Regions from separate parts of the Homo sapiens genome. Here region 1 is linked to region 2. The links are chromatin loops, found by intact Hi-C in ENCODE. Cell type or tissue: PC-9. All regions are shown on one strand. Each heading gives the region's core, and the rest is flanking DNA. Links, peaks and the distances in the headings are about the cores only.

The links. Peaks named below come from ENCODE experiments on the same cell type or tissue, not always from the same donor. Only the 100,000 strongest peaks of a DNase experiment are listed, where the experiment ranks them.
Region 1: a loop joins it to region 2, with 20 times the contacts of the local background. A loop is called at or near these places in 20 of 110 quality-filtered maps.

What each region holds. Positions count from the first base shown.
Region 1 is chr12:24,847,081-24,858,748 of GRCh38, forward strand. It overlaps BCAT1 (branched chain amino acid transaminase 1), which reads right to left. Exons shown (of 11, transcript NM_005504.7): 6 at 2,706-2,869. Among named protein-coding and RNA genes, the nearest start is that of BCAT1-AS1, 33 kb to the left of the region's middle. In PC-9, for the core only: a CTCF peak has its summit at 5,580 (motif pointing right); a DNase peak (open chromatin) is centred at 6,691; H3K27ac peaks cover 987 bases.
Region 2 is chr12:25,128,927-25,133,926 of GRCh38, forward strand. The region is part of intron 9 of DNAI7 (dynein axonemal intermediate chain 7); the gene reads right to left. Among named protein-coding and RNA genes, the nearest start is that of DNAI7, 64 kb to the right of the region's middle. In PC-9, for the core only: CTCF peaks have their summits at 1,961 (motif pointing left) and 2,160; no DNase peak of the experiment used is centred there.

The sequences.
Region 1 (11,668 bases), core at 2,949-7,948, 280 kb before region 2:
TTCTATTATCTCACTTAATCTGTGCAAGGTATTATTGCCTCAACTTTAAAAATGAGGAAACTGATACATAGAGCAGTTAAGTAACATGCCCAAGGCAATTAGGTTGGTTTGTTTTTAAAGACTTCAGGTTTTTTTCAGAGCAGTTTTAGGTTCCCACCAAAACTGAAAGGCAAGTACAAAGATTTCCCATATCCCTTTCTCCCCATCCAAATGAATAGTTTCTACCATTACCAATGCCTCACACCAGAGTGGTACATTTGCTGAAATTAATGAACCACATTGACATACCATTATCACCTGAAGTCTAGAGTTTTCATTAGTGTTCATTCCTGGTGTACATTCTATGGGTTTGGACAAATCTATAACGACATTTACGCACCATTATGACAGTTAGGTTTTTAAGCCAGGTCTTTCTGACTTCAAAGCTTGTACTCTTAAATGCAGAATCAGAATGCAAGGAAAAAAGAAAAAACTAAGAGAGATAATTTGTGTGTGTGTGTGCACGTGTGCATGTGCAAGAGAGAGAGAAAAAGAGAGAAAGAGAGAGAGAGTGACAGAAAGCCTTATTCCTCCCAAATTAACCAAGGAATCACCTGGAACTAAAGCTGTTTCTACAGTGCAAGACCTTTCTCTAGCTCAGTGCTTCTCAAGCTTGGCTGCATGCTAAAGAATCCTGATGCTCAGTCTCTGCCCTAGATTCACTTAGATAGAAAGCAGAAAGTTCTTGACTTTATGAGACTCAATAGTTATTTAATAATACCAGTTGACTACAGGTGTCAAGGGTAACTGTTGACTTAATTAGGTTTACAGATGTAATAATACACAAAACTAAAGTTGACTCCAAATGTCTTTGCCAACTCAACAGGATAATATTAAATGCGGAATATTTTGTTCCCCTTGTACCTCTCCAGGTCAGAAGCATAGGAGGAGACGGCCCTAGAACTTTTTGGAAGTGATAGGCATATAGGTTAAATGCCCATCCTTTTGGTTACCACCTTCCCTCTTGCCATTTTTAATTTATGAGTTCAATACTTTCTTCTCCGGTCTCTTCCTTTCCTAAGAGATTTCAAGTCAATTTCCATGGATCATAGTCCACCTGAGCCTAATGAATCAAATATTTTTATAATAGATTTTATTATTTTAGAGTACTTTTAGATTCACAGAGAAATTGAGCAAAAGGTAACAGAATTCCCCTATTATACCCCTTCCCGAACACCCTCTCAGTTTTTCTTCTTATTATCATCTTGCATTAGTGTGGTCCACAAGTCCACAGTTTACATTAGGGTTCACTCTGTGTGGTACTGAAAACATTAATTTTTAACTGGCCTACAGTGATCATGTATTCTGCAATAGTGCATTAAATCATTGTTTACAAAATAAATTACAACCTGCCCAAATACCGGTTAATAAAGATTGCCCTGCAATTTCTGTGTCCCCAGGTTATCTTTTTCCTAAACAGGTCGGGGAGCTAGAAAGCAATATTTTAAACAGGGAAACTTTTTCCTTATTACTTTTCATCAAGACTGTTTATTTACTCTCTATATATGGTATATATATGGTATGCAGTGGTACATAGGCACATGCTCTGCGAAGAAGTTTGAACCAGTAAAAAAAGAAATCAAGAGTCAAAAAAAGGAGTTTTCAACCTGGCTAGCCTAGGACACAGGAAGGTGTGCTCTAAGCCAGAAGGAGAATAGACTTCCTAGTTTTAATGCACTCCATTTGGATTTCTCTACCCATTGAGGGAATGCAGTTGCTAAAGTTGCCAGTGGGGATGACTTTTATAACCGTTCTTTTTTAATTTGGGTAGGTGAGGAGAGAAAAGAAAAAGGAAATACAGCAAGACTACAGAGGGGTCAAAGCCAGTGGTCATTGCCTCTAATACCCCAGCAGCACGTCATGTGACTCTCCCCTGCCTCCTGGACCTAAATGTCCTACCAGGGCCCACAAGACTGCCATGGAGTCACCTTCTAGGACAGCTGCTGCCCTGAGTATGCAAACAGCACCATTTGATACATGCAAAGCAAGAACCCATGCTGCTTAAACCAGTTATTCTCGTTCACCCATAGGGGCATTCCCAACTCATGGCCAAGTCCACCCCTGAAATCGTCCAACACTTTTCAAATGCTCTTTTATTTCCTGCCAGCTACATATGGCCTATGAGACTGGCCTGACAGAGCCAAAGCAGGGCTGTCCCGCAGCCAGTTGGCAGCAGGTGTGGCCACAATCTGTGGCAATGAAGACAGCACTTCAGTGAAGCGGGCACCTTCCCCAGACATGACTCCCTGGAGCCAACTGAGAGCCTGGGTCCCAGGACCAGATGCTTTTTAATGCCAGCCGTCAGCCTGCAGCCAGAGACCAGCGCCCAGGGGAAGTTTATCCAAAGCACCGATGTGATGCTTGTTGTAGTTTCTTACTTCAGTTCTTCCCTAGATATCATATCCAGTGTTTCTCCCTTACAAAGGGCCATGGGCTATCCTTTAAACTAGCACATCTAAAAGCGAGGGCACTGAATTCATACTGCGTTTATATAGGAAAAGCTACTACAGCTGGCTTGCTGAAAGATTAAACTGAAAATTAACCATGAAACACAATGAGCATTAAAGTTTGAAAAGTATTATATGTGTTCATACTGAAGTGAAATGGCACTAACTAAATGGTCATGAAGGTGTCTTTCCTTTAGACAGAGACACAGATTTACTTACCCTCCCATCTTGCAGTCCCCAGTTCCACCTTTCCAGGCTCTTACATACTTGGGATTGGCCCACAGGGACACTGGATTAAAGGTTCCACTTGAAAAATAAGGTCCCACTGGGCTCAAGAGTACAAAGAGCAGGGCTTTGGTAGGCTTCTTGACTCCAAGAGAAGGCTGCAACAAAGTAGAAGTACATACAACTGTAACTTAAAATGTGGACACCAGTCTTAAAGTCTAGAATAGATTTATATCTGTCTCCCAGAAGAAGCCATCGAATTACAGGAGCTATTACCATACTTTTAAAATTGAGTTACACAAAGCCTAGTGGTTTTTAAGAAGGAAATCCTGAGAATGGAGTACATACATTTCATTTTGCTTTGCTTTCTGAGTTGTTAGGATTTTAGCAAAAAAGCTAGATTTGTCCATTTTTGCGTGTTAGTAGGGTTTTGGAGGACAGACATATTTCTAACAACTATCTATATAACACCTTTCAAGGTTGCATGATTGGGAATTGAGAAAGGGGAGAACCTAGACATGGTTTTAGGCTTTGGGGGGTAAAATATAATATTTACTTCTCTAACTCATCCTTCTGTTTCATAGCCTAAGTGACTGCTTCAGGACATGGCAGGGTCTTCAGCAGGTGGTAGGTGCAGGCGAATGTGTCATTAGCACACCTGCCCACATCAACTAGCAGGTAGCAAGAGTGCAATTTCAACAGAGGGATAAGTACTGTTAAATCAAGTTTAGCCTACAGCTGCCTCATTACATTTTAAGCTCAGCTTAAAGGTTTCTTTGCACATCATGAACTATAACCTAAGTGGACATTATAAACAGATGGTAGCCTACTCTTGTGCCAATTACTGAGTTTTGGCCAATCAAACGTGGCCAACTGTTCAAACCATGTTCAAATAAGGCAAACGCTGAGTTATAACCAATTCAGCTGTTTCTGAATCTCTTTTCTGTTTCCTGTATGTCACTTTCCTTCCTCTGTCCATAAATCCTCTTCCACCATGTGGCTGCACTGAAGTCACAGGGACTACTCTGGATGGGAAGGCTGCCCGAATTGAGAATGGTTCTTTGCTCAATTAAAAACTTTTAAATTTAATTCAGCTGAAGTTTTTTTATTTAACAATATCTTCAAAAAAACAGGGAATGAATGACTTATAAATAACAAAGATAGAAGACCATCTTTCCCACAAACACTGTAAAGCCAGAAGCCCACAATGCAAAATCATGCCAATTCCTCCATCACAAGAGCAGTTATAAATAATTAGGGTTCATTGTTTATTAAGGAAGAAAACTGAGAGACCCAACGTTTTGAAGGCTACATATTAAGGTAGAAATGATCACTGGGCTATCCTCAGCAATATAAGACCACATGAAGTAAAAAAACAAGGCAGGACTCTTAGGTTAAGAGCTTCGGGATATAAACCACTTGTGTCCAATCTTCACTAGAGCCTGGTCTACCTGGATAGGAATGGGGATCTGTCAGGAGAAGAAAGAGAATCTTTACAATAGAAGACTCAACTTCAGCTGATTTTGTGGCTTTGTAATGTTTCTGGAGGGATATTTTTATCTGAACTTCAATTAAACTTCCCCTTACTACCCATTGCCCCACCATCCCTCACCCACTGCTCAACACTCAGATCACCAAAATCAGGCAGGTAAAATATTCATGAGCACAAAAAAATGTGTTTACACAAGCACACACCAATGCCATCTGAAAGGCATGTCACCTTAGGAAATGGGAAGGTAATTTCATTAGCATTCCATGGGAACATGACGACCAAAGGGCCTGGGTGGCCACAACAAACCTATGATGGTTGATGGAAGACTATGTTAGAGAAATCCGTCAGCAAGCAACAACAGGTTTTGATTGTTAGCTTGTGTTTGTTCTTTAACAGAGACTGAAGATTAAAGGAGGACCATCCTACCAGTAAAGGATAAAGCGCCTTAAAGCTTCATTTGCCTTTTTGGGTTTCATTGTTTGGGAGGAAAAACCTAAGCATAATACACACACCCGCTTTTCTTCCCAGCTACGATAAAACTTAACCATCTTATCTCTGCACTTTTATTTAACCTCTCAGTTAAGAAATGACACCTTCATTTCATGGGTGCCTTGAAGCAGAACATGTTAGATTTTTTTAACAAATCCTATGATACGGTTTGGATTTGTGTCCCTGCCCATATCTCATGTCAAATTGGAGGAGGGGCCCAGTGTGAGATGATAGGATCGTGGGGGTGAATTTCCTCCCTGCTGTGCTTGTGAGAGTGAGTGAGTTCTCCTGAGATCTGATGGTTTAAAAGTGTGTGGCACTTCCCCTGTGCTCTCCCTCTCCTGCTGCCATGAGAAGGTCCTTGCTTCCCTTTCACCTTCTTCCACTGTATGTTTCCTGAGGTCTCCCAGTCATGCTTCCTGTTAAGCCTGCAGAACTGTGAGTCAATTAAACCTCTTTTCTTCATAAATTACCCAGTCTCAGGTAGTTCTTTATAGCAGTGTGAAAATGGACTAATACACCCTAGTGATGAGGAATTTAGAGAAGCTTCTTAACATAATTTAGAGATATAATATGCTGGCATCATCTCAATAATTTACCTAGCTTCTAAGTTTCTGAATAGAATAGCTTATTTGTGGACAAACTAATAGCATTTTAATAGCTATCACAAAAATGGCTGGGACTTTTTTCACTCCAAACTAATGTATTTTATGCAAACTACATTATACTAAAAGAAGTAACAATAACGTGTTATGAAAATTTTTTCCTGAAATAAATTTCCCCTGGTTCATTTTCTTCTCCTGATTTTGACAGGTAAATTTGCATTTTATTCCACTAGGTGGTAGTATACAGAGCACAGATAGAAAATGGAATAATTCTGTACATTAAATCCATTTGTAGAAAAAAGGTCTTGATAAACCTCTAAGTAATATTTTTATTCTTAGCAAGCAGGTAAATTATAGACTATAACTTTTCAATGCTGAGAGAAAATGTGTTTATGTATACTAATACTTTATTTTCTGCAATTTAACCAAGGTCAATTCATGTTTTACAAGTACTTCAAGTACTGGTGTTGATCACAGACTAGTCACCTTCATCCTCAAATGATTACTTACACCAATTCATTGTCTTTTCATGAATAAAACTGTGATTTCACTGAAAATGGTCACAGTGCTTTAAGACAATGAATAAGATCTAACACTAGGCAGAAAGAGAGGAAGAGAGCTTTATGATTGGGTCTGTTTCTATGCTTAGGAGTCATTATTTTTTTCTATGTTTCAATTATCCCTTCTAGCCTGAAAAGCAATCTAAATTCTGTGCTACTGTTAAGAGTATTTTATTATGAACTGTTATACAAAAAAAGGTAACTGCACTCATATGTTTATCACAGCCCTGTCCACAACAACAAAGACATGGAATCAACCCAGGTGACCATCAATGGTGGACTGAATAAAGAAAATGTGATACATATAAACCATGGAATACTATGCAGCCATAAAAAAGAATGAACTCATGTCATTTGTAGCAACACAGCTGCAGCTGGAGTCTCTCTATCCTAAATGAATTAACACAGAAACAGAAAACCAAAATATCACACGTCCGCACTTATAAGTGAGAGCTAAGCATTAGGTACATATAGACACAAAGATGGGAACAATAAACACTAGGGATTCCAAAAGAGGGGGAGGGGAAAAGTGTTTAGAAATACTACCTATAGTGTACTACGTTCACTACTTGGGCAATGAGATCCTTAGAAGCTAAAATCTTTGTATCACAACATATACCCATGTAACAAACTTGCACATGTAACTCCTGACTCTCACATAAATTTTTTTTAATTAAAAAAAGTCAATTAACTTGTTTCACACAAGAGTATTTTATTATATAATATTAAACAACTACAAGCAAAATCCCACGATGATAAGTTCAGTCATCTGATTAAATAAAGCAAAAGCCACATAAATAATGAGAACATATGGATGACAATAGCTGATGAATTGTGTGAGTCAATTTCGATGAGTCACATTCCTTATAAACACTTTAACACTTTGGCTTTTTACTCTACTAGCTTCCTGGAATATTCAAATACATGAGGAATTAAAAGGGGCTTTAAAAAAAAACATGAAAAATGAGAAACATAAAATTTCAAATGCAGCATATTTAACTTCTCAAGAGACCACATTGACTTTGAAGCTGAAATGATGATGTGTTTAAAAAAATAAAGACTTTTTTTACTTCACGAGCTATACCTCACAAATACATGGCAAATACATATACAAGGGTTTTTAAATACATGGATATGTTGCATAGAAGGACAAGACACTGAGTGTGATGGAAAATAAAAAGACATGTCACAGAGAAAATCATCACTTTCCTCTGATCAGTCAGAAATTACTTTATCAAAAGGCAGGATTTCAGAGGTGATTTGAATGACGGCAGGAAAGAGCTCAGTGAGCTGAGAAGAGTACTATTAGCCTATGTTTTGGCCTAGAAGCCAGAGAGGCACAGCAGCATGTGCAGGCTTGAGAATAATTCTGCCTAGGCAAGGCAGATGAGAGGCAGAAGAAATAAGATAATTGGAAAAGACAGAAGAACATTTTTCCTAAAGCAAGACAATTTTTTTTTTAATTTGAAGAGTAGCCTGTTTTCTTTTTTAAAAAACTACTGCCAGTTGTTTTGAAAGAAGTTTAAATTGTTAAAGGGGAAAATAGTAAAGAATACTGGACTAAGGGGTGCTTCAAGGGAGAGCTCAGCGGTCCATACAGGGCTTGAATGCTGTGAGGGTCAGGAAAGCGAGGGCACTGAATTCATACTGTGTTTATATAGGAAAAGCTACTATAGCTGGCTTGCTGAAAGATCAAAAAATAATAATAACCCCCAATAGTATGCATTGCTTTTTGGCTCCAAAATATTTCACTGTCATTATCTCATACAACAGAACAATTCAAAAAGTTATAATTCCTATTTTTAGGTTGAGGAAACTGAGGCTTCAAACAATTTGCCCAAATGTCATGGTTATTAAGTTCTAGTTCTTCTCCTCTTAATCCAGAGTTATTTCATACTTTACCAAAGCTTGAAAAAAATATTAATAAAGTACCCAAGATCTCCTTACTTTAAGAGAGTTCCAACTGGTATCTAGCTTTCTTCCCGCTGAGCCTTCACCCATAGTGAGACACAGCGGGGATACCTCTTAGGGACCTGCTGAGTGCCCCCCGCCCCTGAGCATAAAAATAAAGGAACAGCTTGAGTTCCTTCAAGAGAAAGTCCAGTCATCCTGCTAGCCTTGAGAAGTAAATGAGCAACTCGATAAGCAAAAAGGGAAACAGTAGCTTAAAATAATCACCAAGGAGGTCAGAGTCAGAAGATGTTTGGTTTCCTATAGAAACTAAAGATAACATCTTAACAGATGTTCCAGAGTTGTTTTTCAGAACCTGGATCACCATCATATGGATCCTCCAGACCACAGATAACGAGGGAACTGAGACAACTCTGGACATACTGGCTATGAGGTAGCCCTGCTCCGCAGGAGCAGTTAAAAAAAAAAAAAAAGAAAGAAAAAAAAAAGAAAAGGAATTGAGGACTGAATTATCACCATTCTTTGTTTTCCATTTTGTTTTTTTAGATGGAGTCTCAAGTCTCGCTCTCTTGCCCAGGGTGGAGTGCAGTGGCGCAATCTTGGCTCACTGCAACCTCCACCTCCCAGGTTCAAGCGATTCTCCTGCCTCAGCCTCCTGAGGAGCTGGGATTACAGGCGTGCACCACCACACCCGGCTAGTTTTTGTATTTTTAGTAGAGATGGGGTTTCACCATGTTGGCCAGGCTGGTCTCAAATCCCTGACCTCAAGTGATCCACCCTCCTCAGCCTCCCAAAGTGCTGGGATTACAGGCGTGAACTACCACGCCTGGCACCATTCTTTGTCTTAAATTTCTTTCTGAGAAGTCTGGAGGAAGTCCGCCCATGGGCCAGACCTAACATTCCTTTCTGCTGATTCCATCTTTATTTTTTTTCTTTTTCTTTTTTTCTTTTTTATTTTTTTTAGAGACAGAGTCTTGCCATGTTGACTAGGCTGGTCTTGAAATCCTGGCCTCAAGTTACCCTCCTTCTTCAGCCTTTCAAAGTGCTGAGGTTACAAGCATGAGCCACCACACCTGGCCTGCTGATCCCATCTTTAGACAAATATCCCCTTCCTTAAACAATGTGCAAATCAGAAAATATTTGGATTTACCTGTAACCTGTAAGCCCCTACTTCAGGATATCCCACCTTTTTAGGCCAAACCAATATATGGCTTCCATGTGTTGATTGATGCCTTTGCCTGTAACCTCTGCACCTTACATGTAAGCCACTGTGGAGTTCAGGTCTTAAGCATGAGCTCCCTGATTCTGTTTGCTTCTTGACCTGCAAATAAACACCCTCCTTTCTCCCACTGTAAAACCCCGGTGTGGATGATAGAGCTTACTGCACTGGGTGAAATAGCCTTCACCCTCTACACACCCCACGCTCAAACCATACTGAACCCCTTCCATTGCTCCTCACTTTCCTACTTCCATATGCTCTACTGCACTACTTCCTCTGCCTGGAACACTCTCCTTCCAATGCCCTCCTATTATGGGTTGAATTGTGTCCCTAAAATTCCTATGTTGAAATCCTAACCCACGGTGTGACTGTATTTGGACATCGGGCCTTTAAAGAGGTAATTAAACTTAAATGAAGACATGAAAGTGAGGCCTTAATCCATAGGCCTGCTGTCCTTATAAGAAGAGGAAAAGACACCAGAGATAGCTCCCTTGGCCAGATAGAGGAAAGGCCCAGAGAGGACATAGGGAGAAGGTGGCCATCTACAAGCCAGGAGAGCTCTTACCAGAAATCAGCTTTACAGGCACCCTCATCTTGGACTTCTAGACTTTGGAGCAGTGAGAAAATAAACACCTGTGGTTGAAGCTGCCTAGTCTGTAATATTCTATTATGGCAGCCCTAGCTAGCCACAGGATAGAATGCAGGCCTAGGAATCCTACAAATCTGGTCTTCAAGCTGGCCCGCAAACTGGTCAGTTACAAACTTTTCTGCAGGTCCCTGAAACAAAAACTGGATGAAGTTTCCCTCTCGTCTTGTTTTATGTCCTTGAAAGCTTGACCTTGTAACCACGTGGGGGTACTTTCTCCTGATCTCTGCCATCCAGAGGGTGTGAATTTTGGGGTTCCTGTCAATTAGTCCTAAAAATTATCTTGAGCAGTTAAAAGCCTTTGCAAGCTCAAAATTGGCTGCTCTAGGCTCCTTCTCGGAGGAGCAATGGAGACTGTGCAGTACTGCAGCTCAGTAACTAAGGCTTTGCTATTTCACAGTGGTGGCCTGGATTCAATTCCTAGCTTCGGGAATGAGTCCTTTCTGGTTTGATATCTATGTGACCTTTGCCATTTATTAATTATCTTCCCCTCATGAACAACTTCTGACTCCCTGTCTTGAATCTTCCTTTCTCTGAGCTATGTTTGGAGGTTCCAGATCTTGTAAAAACTGCTTACCACCTCTTTGAAAATACCTCCCACACCTGTGGTTAAATCATAACCTTAGTTAAGGCTTATTGGTTTCACCTGGGAGGTTACTTTTGGTAAAGTTCAAAAGCCAGAAATATTAGCTGTTTGTCCTGGCTAGAGTCTGATAATAAGAGATTTGGTTAAAAGTCAGCTTAATTAAAAGTGATGTCCAAGATTATCTATCTATCTATCTATCTGGCAGGTTTTATATTGATTTTTTTCTAGATAAAAGTTTTTTCTTCTCAGTCAACTGAATTGTTTTTCTCATTTTGTTTTCTTGCCACTCTTGATGCCCACATTGAGAGGACCTAAGATCATTTCTAACAGCCTGGGCTTCCTTAGAAAAAACTGAGGGAGCACCACAGGCTCCATTTTGGGAAAAATCTGTTTTCCTCATGGAACCCCAGGAATTGAAGGCAAGCAAATCCCTCTCAAAATCCAAGGCATTGCTCTGATTTGCATTGTGTTACCTAATGTTTTTTACTTGTAGGGGTATCAGAAATTACTTTGCATTATGGGAGAGCTTTTAACCTTGGTGTGTAATAACTAGGCAGGAAATATGCTTTAAGGGAAGGCTAATAGCAGTTATAGGGGAATACCCCACTCTGTGCACGTTTGGATCAGAGAAGCATGCTCTTGGCCACCTAGAAGGTATGGAAACATTCTTCTACACCTTCCAAAACTCCCAGAGGGGATGGGCTGATTCCCTCTTTTTGGGATCCAGAATCCAATATAAAAATGAGATCTGTAATTTTGGGGAATCTGTTTTGCCTTCTAACTGCACCTGTTTATTAGGCCCCAGAAACTGCATGTTTTCCCGGCTCTGTCCCCACACGTTGCTCCACCCTGAAGCCAGTAATCCAATTAAGATTCTTAAAAGCTGGCAAATGAAAAAATTAACAGCTACTGGGTCTTCTGTCTGTGTATTTTTGTGTGTTGTATGTGTGATATGCATAGAAAAGAGCTCTAATTAATTGGCTTGAAAAATAAGCACTTAAATTGAATATTTTGTCAGAAAAATAAAAACTTTAACACCTTTTAATTCATGGGACTTTAATAATCTTTGGGAAATAAAGAGAATCAAATATATTGGTAAAATAAAAATGTCTTCAAAATTTAGACATCTGGTCTAAATTAGGTCAGATTAAATTAGATTTGCTGAATGCTTCAATGCCATAAACTGCTTCTTTAACTTGATAATTGTTCAACTCACCTGCTTTGGAGCCATTAGATTCTAGGTAGGGCCTGGGGACATGTGGAGTTGGCCATGCCCCCTAGCTATGCTGGAAAGACTCAGACCTTATCTGCACTTCTGTCTGGCGTCCTAGGCTCCACACCTGGTACATAATTAAAACCACTTATTTATCAGACTTTTCACCAAATATAAAAGTTGCTAAGAGTTAACATTGTAGCACATGTAATTGAGGCTACCAGAGAAACAGTGTT
Region 2 (5,000 bases), core at 1-5,000:
CTCCCCACTACATTTACAATAAAAGCCTAAATTCTCACTCTGGCCTGCAAAGCCTGACTTTATCTGGCTTCTGCCTCCCTTTCCAACTTTATTACATACCACTTTGCTTCTTGCCCATCATACATCAGTCGCTGGCCTTCCTTCTCACTTCTGTTTTATGACTTCTGCAATAATTGTGCCTGAAGACTATTTTTACCTTCATTTTAAATAGCTGATTCCTTCTTGTCATCTGGGTCTCGGCTAAATAATACCCCATCAAACAGGCCCTCCCTAACTACCCAATGTAAAGTCACTCCCAGTTTAATCCTGTTTAATTTGGTGCATGAATGATTACTATATGGTATTTTCTACTTTTTCTTATTTATTGTTGATTTCTCCTAACTTGTATGTAAATTATGAGAGAAGGAGCCTTATTTGTTCTTTAGCCATCCTCCCGAGGGCCAGAATGGTGCCTACCACATAGAGGTAGGCGTATGATAAATATTCAGTAAGTGAGTAAGGAAATGAGAACAACTCCCAGGGTATGACCTGGAAATGCACTGAAAACATACATTTGTGGCACATTAAAGGTTGTTGAATGTTAAGGAGCTCTGATGCTAGGTTTTTTATATAACTTATTCCCATGGATTTTTAATTTATCCACGATGATCACAAAACATCCCAAATTACTAAGGCTATTTCATGTCTCCATACTTTTCCCTCTGACCAGAATAACTTCCTTTCCTTCCTATCTAAACTTCTCCATGCTACACCAAAAGATTCAGCTCATGTTACCTCATGAGAGAAGACTTCCAATCTGTTCATTTGTTTTTATTTTGGGTTTATTTTTATTTTATTTTTATTTTTTTTTTTTGACATGGAGTTTCACTCTTACTGCCCAGGCTGGAGTGTAATGGCATGATCTCAGCTCACCGCAACCTCTGCCTCCCAGGTTCAAGTGATTCTCCTGCCTCAGCCTCTTGAGTGGCTGGGATTACAGGTACCTGCCACCATACCTGGCTAATTTTGTATTTTTAGTAGAGATGGGGTTTCTCCATGTTGGTCAGGCTGGTCTCAAACTCCCGATCTCAGGTGATCCCCCTGCCTCGGCCTCCCAAAGTGCTGGGATTATAGGCATGAGACACCACGCCCAGCCTATTTTGATCTCTTAACCCCCATGTAGAATCTCTCTCATTGCATATATTAGAAGATATGGTAACTGTTACTCTTCTAATCCACAAGATTGTTAGCTCATTAAAAACAAGAGCGTGTTGAATCCCTTATCAATAGCAGGTATTTGGTAAATGTTTGCCAATAACATATACATTACATATATAAAATATTTATATGGGCCGGGCGCGGTGGCTCACGCCTGTAATCCCAGCACTTTGGGAGGCCAAGGCAGGCAGAGCACAAGGTCAGGAGATCGAGACCATCCTGACTAACACGGTGAAACCCCGTCTGTACTAAAAATACAAAAAATTAGCCGGGCGCGGGGGCGGGTGCCTGTAGTCCCAGCTACTTGGGAGGCTGAGGCAGAAGAATGGCATAAACCTGGGAGGCAGAGCTTGCAGTGAGCCGAGATAGCGCCACTGCACTCCGGCCTGGGCGAAAGAGCGAGACTCCCTCTCAAAATAAAATAAAATAAAATAAAATAAAATAAAATAAAATAAAATAAAATAAAATATTTATGTTAAATCCTGTATATGTTTGCTTAAACTATCTTAAAGCCAGAGACTACTTTAACTTTTAAAAGTTCAAAGACCCACATACTATAATGCATGCCCCTTAGATCACTAATGTAGTTCTGAAGGTAATTCTCATTAGAAAAAAAATTTCTCACAAATGTGCTACACTTAAATTAGGCTTTTCTAAAAAGTTTGCATGATATAGTAATTGGGAAGACAGTATTACCCAATACCTATAATATTATTAGTATTACACATTTAAATGAACTAAAATGTGGTATTAAGAGCCCTCTAGTGGCAAACTTCTTGCTGTACTCATGAAAAAGAAAATGTGTACATCATCTAATGTAAGAGATTTAATTTTTTAAATGACCAAAATACTAAATACTTGTTATTTGTGATTACCTAACATATCAAACATAACTCATATGTTCTGGGCCATAATTGCCTGCATTATTATATCATACTTGCCTTGCATCAGTCTCTAAAGTCATTATAAAGATATAATGATGTAAGATTTATAATAAAATATGCCAACCTAAAATTGTGAGGTAAGCAGTTTACCCCCAACCAAAAAAAAAAAGCTGGAAAAATAGAGAACTTTTTTCTCTAAATCCAAAACATAGTTAAGTTTGCCTACTGATCTTACATGTAGTCCCTAATTTATACACATAGACAAAAAAGTTGAGTATCATGAATTTATATGGCAGTTTAAAACATTTAGAATACATTTTGTCACACACACAAATTGTGTTATGAATGAAATTTAGGGTTATGTTAGTTCTCCTGTAGCTGTGATTATATAGGAATACAAACATAACTTTACACTGTCTGTAAATATTGCTTCACACACACACTGAGTTCCAACTGGAATGGGAGGAGCACACCTTTCCTAAGGCTGAAGTAGTGACAGCAAGAGTCTTCCTATTACCACATACTATGCCGGATCACTAAAGGGGTGGAGGATCAGAACTGCAGAGGAGAGAGTCCCAAGAATCCCCAGTAACCAGCTTGCAGAATCCGTAAAGGTAGCAGAAGTGATCTCCAGCACACCCAACTGTAATGAAGAGGATCTTAAGTATCTCTCAAAAGACAGGATAACTTTGAGGAGCATAGTGGTTGGATTGCCCAATTTATGTAGGCTGCTCACAACAAATCAGACCCAAGTCAGGGCCTGCTTTTCATCATTTAAACATCCATTCATTCACTTCTTCCTTCCTTCATTCAATAAACATTCATTGAGCCCTTATCATGAGCTCTATGCTCTCTGCTTAAATATGAAGTCTCTCAAGAAATTCTTGCCCTCAAGATCATAATTTAGTGTTTAAGGCAACAATTATAATAATTAAACAGAATGACAAGAGCATAGTGGAGGGACATCTGATTTAATCTGAGGAGACGGAGGATTCTCTGGAGGTAAAATTTAAGGTAAGTCTTGAATGAAGACAAGTAGAAGTTAGGTACAGGGATTATTCGTGTGATGGGAGGAAGGGAATTTCACCTCAGCACAGAGGCTTATCATGAACGTTCCCCCTTTAAAGCCAAAATGGGAAATACATCGTTTCATTTCCTATGAGGAAAGTATTGCGTGTTCAGTACTTACTTATTGAAAATTCAAATAACACAATAGAGTATAGACAGTAAAAAAATCACTGATAATATACCACCATCCCATCCTTCTCACGTTCTTTCCCCCACCACCAAAAGATAGCCACTCTTTGGTAAAGAGGCCTCTAGATTTTTTCTGTGCATTCATAAAAACAGAATCATATTGATAATAGAGTTTTAACTTTAAAAAAAATTTAACAATACAGCTTAGGGATCTTTCTATAGAAAAGTATATAAATCTGTGTCATTTTAAATGATAAAATATCCAAATATCCAAACAAACTAGTGTTGTTTGGATACTTTACAATTATTTTAATTTGTGGACTGTTTTTGCTACTATAAAAAACTTCAATGAAAATCTTGGCACAATCATTTTTATTTATTTTGTTCTATTATTTTCTAATAATAAATTACTATAAGTTAAATCACTAATCATAGGCATGTTTACATGGTACCAAATAAGGACTGTACAGATTTACACTTCTAATAACGGTATGTGAAGACGCCTGCCTGCTCAATCTGATAGGAAAACAAATGACATCTTTTTTCTAATTTGATTACTTATTTGGTTCAGTACATTTTTGGCTAGTTGTATTTCTTTTCTCAGCTGCCTGCTCATGTCCTTTGCTTAATTTTATATTAAGAAATTGTCTTCTCACTGATGTGTACAAATTCTTTATATTGGGGTATAACCCCTTGTCATGTACGTTGAAATATTTTTCTTAGTCTGTTATTTGCCTTTCAGCTTTGTTTTATAATGAGGTTTATGGGGCTACACAAATATTTGAATCCAATCTCTTTTTCGTTCATGCTTTTGGTTTTGATGCACTGGTAAGTACGAAAGGTCTTCTTAGTAAAGATAATAAAATAAGTTTCCTATATTCTGTTCAAATACTTTCATTATTTTTATAATTTTTGAATAGTTCAGTTTGTTTTTATATTTAAAACTGTGATTTTTTTTTTTTTTTAGTCTTTAGGGTAAAGTGAGAATCGAAATTTCTTTTAAATCTTAGTCAACTGCCCCAGCACCAATTGTTATATCAAACTCATCCTGTCCATTCTCGACTTCGAGTTTCTTTTATATAGATATTACACTCCTATTTCTATCCATCATCTCTCATTCTTTTCCCCTAACAAATCCCATTAAATTATCTCTGTCTTCCTCTTTTGAGCTGCTGATTGTCTTTATAAATCTAGTGATTTTTGCTCCCTGCAGTCTACTCACACCTACGAAAGGCGGTTTACACTGTTCAGAATCTGTGGCAAGTATAGGCCCATCTGACAAGTAGTTTTGTGTTGGGGGATTCTTCGCTCTAAGCAGTCACCCACCACCCTTCCCCCTTCAGCACAGAAGATGGCTTCCCCCTCCTGCCCTGGCACACCTCACCAATACTATGGGGTTCTTCGGCTTCTGTGGAAATCATACATACTTCAGCATTATTCATATTAGCATTTTCAGAATGTTGTGGGGTTTTCAGCAGAAGGATAGAGCACAGATACATAAGCATAAGCGTCTACACATGTGTCTGTTGGGTGGTGGTGAGATATGTTCCTGGAAATGAGGGTGCTGAGTTAATGTTACTCTCACTTTCTAGGCAATCACCTGTCCCTTTCTAAATCCCATGGATATAAATCCTCCAGCCAGGTTCCTGTATCTACCATTCACACAATTCTTACCATTCACAGACTTTGGACAAGTTTTCATTGCCTTTTATAAAGTAAAAT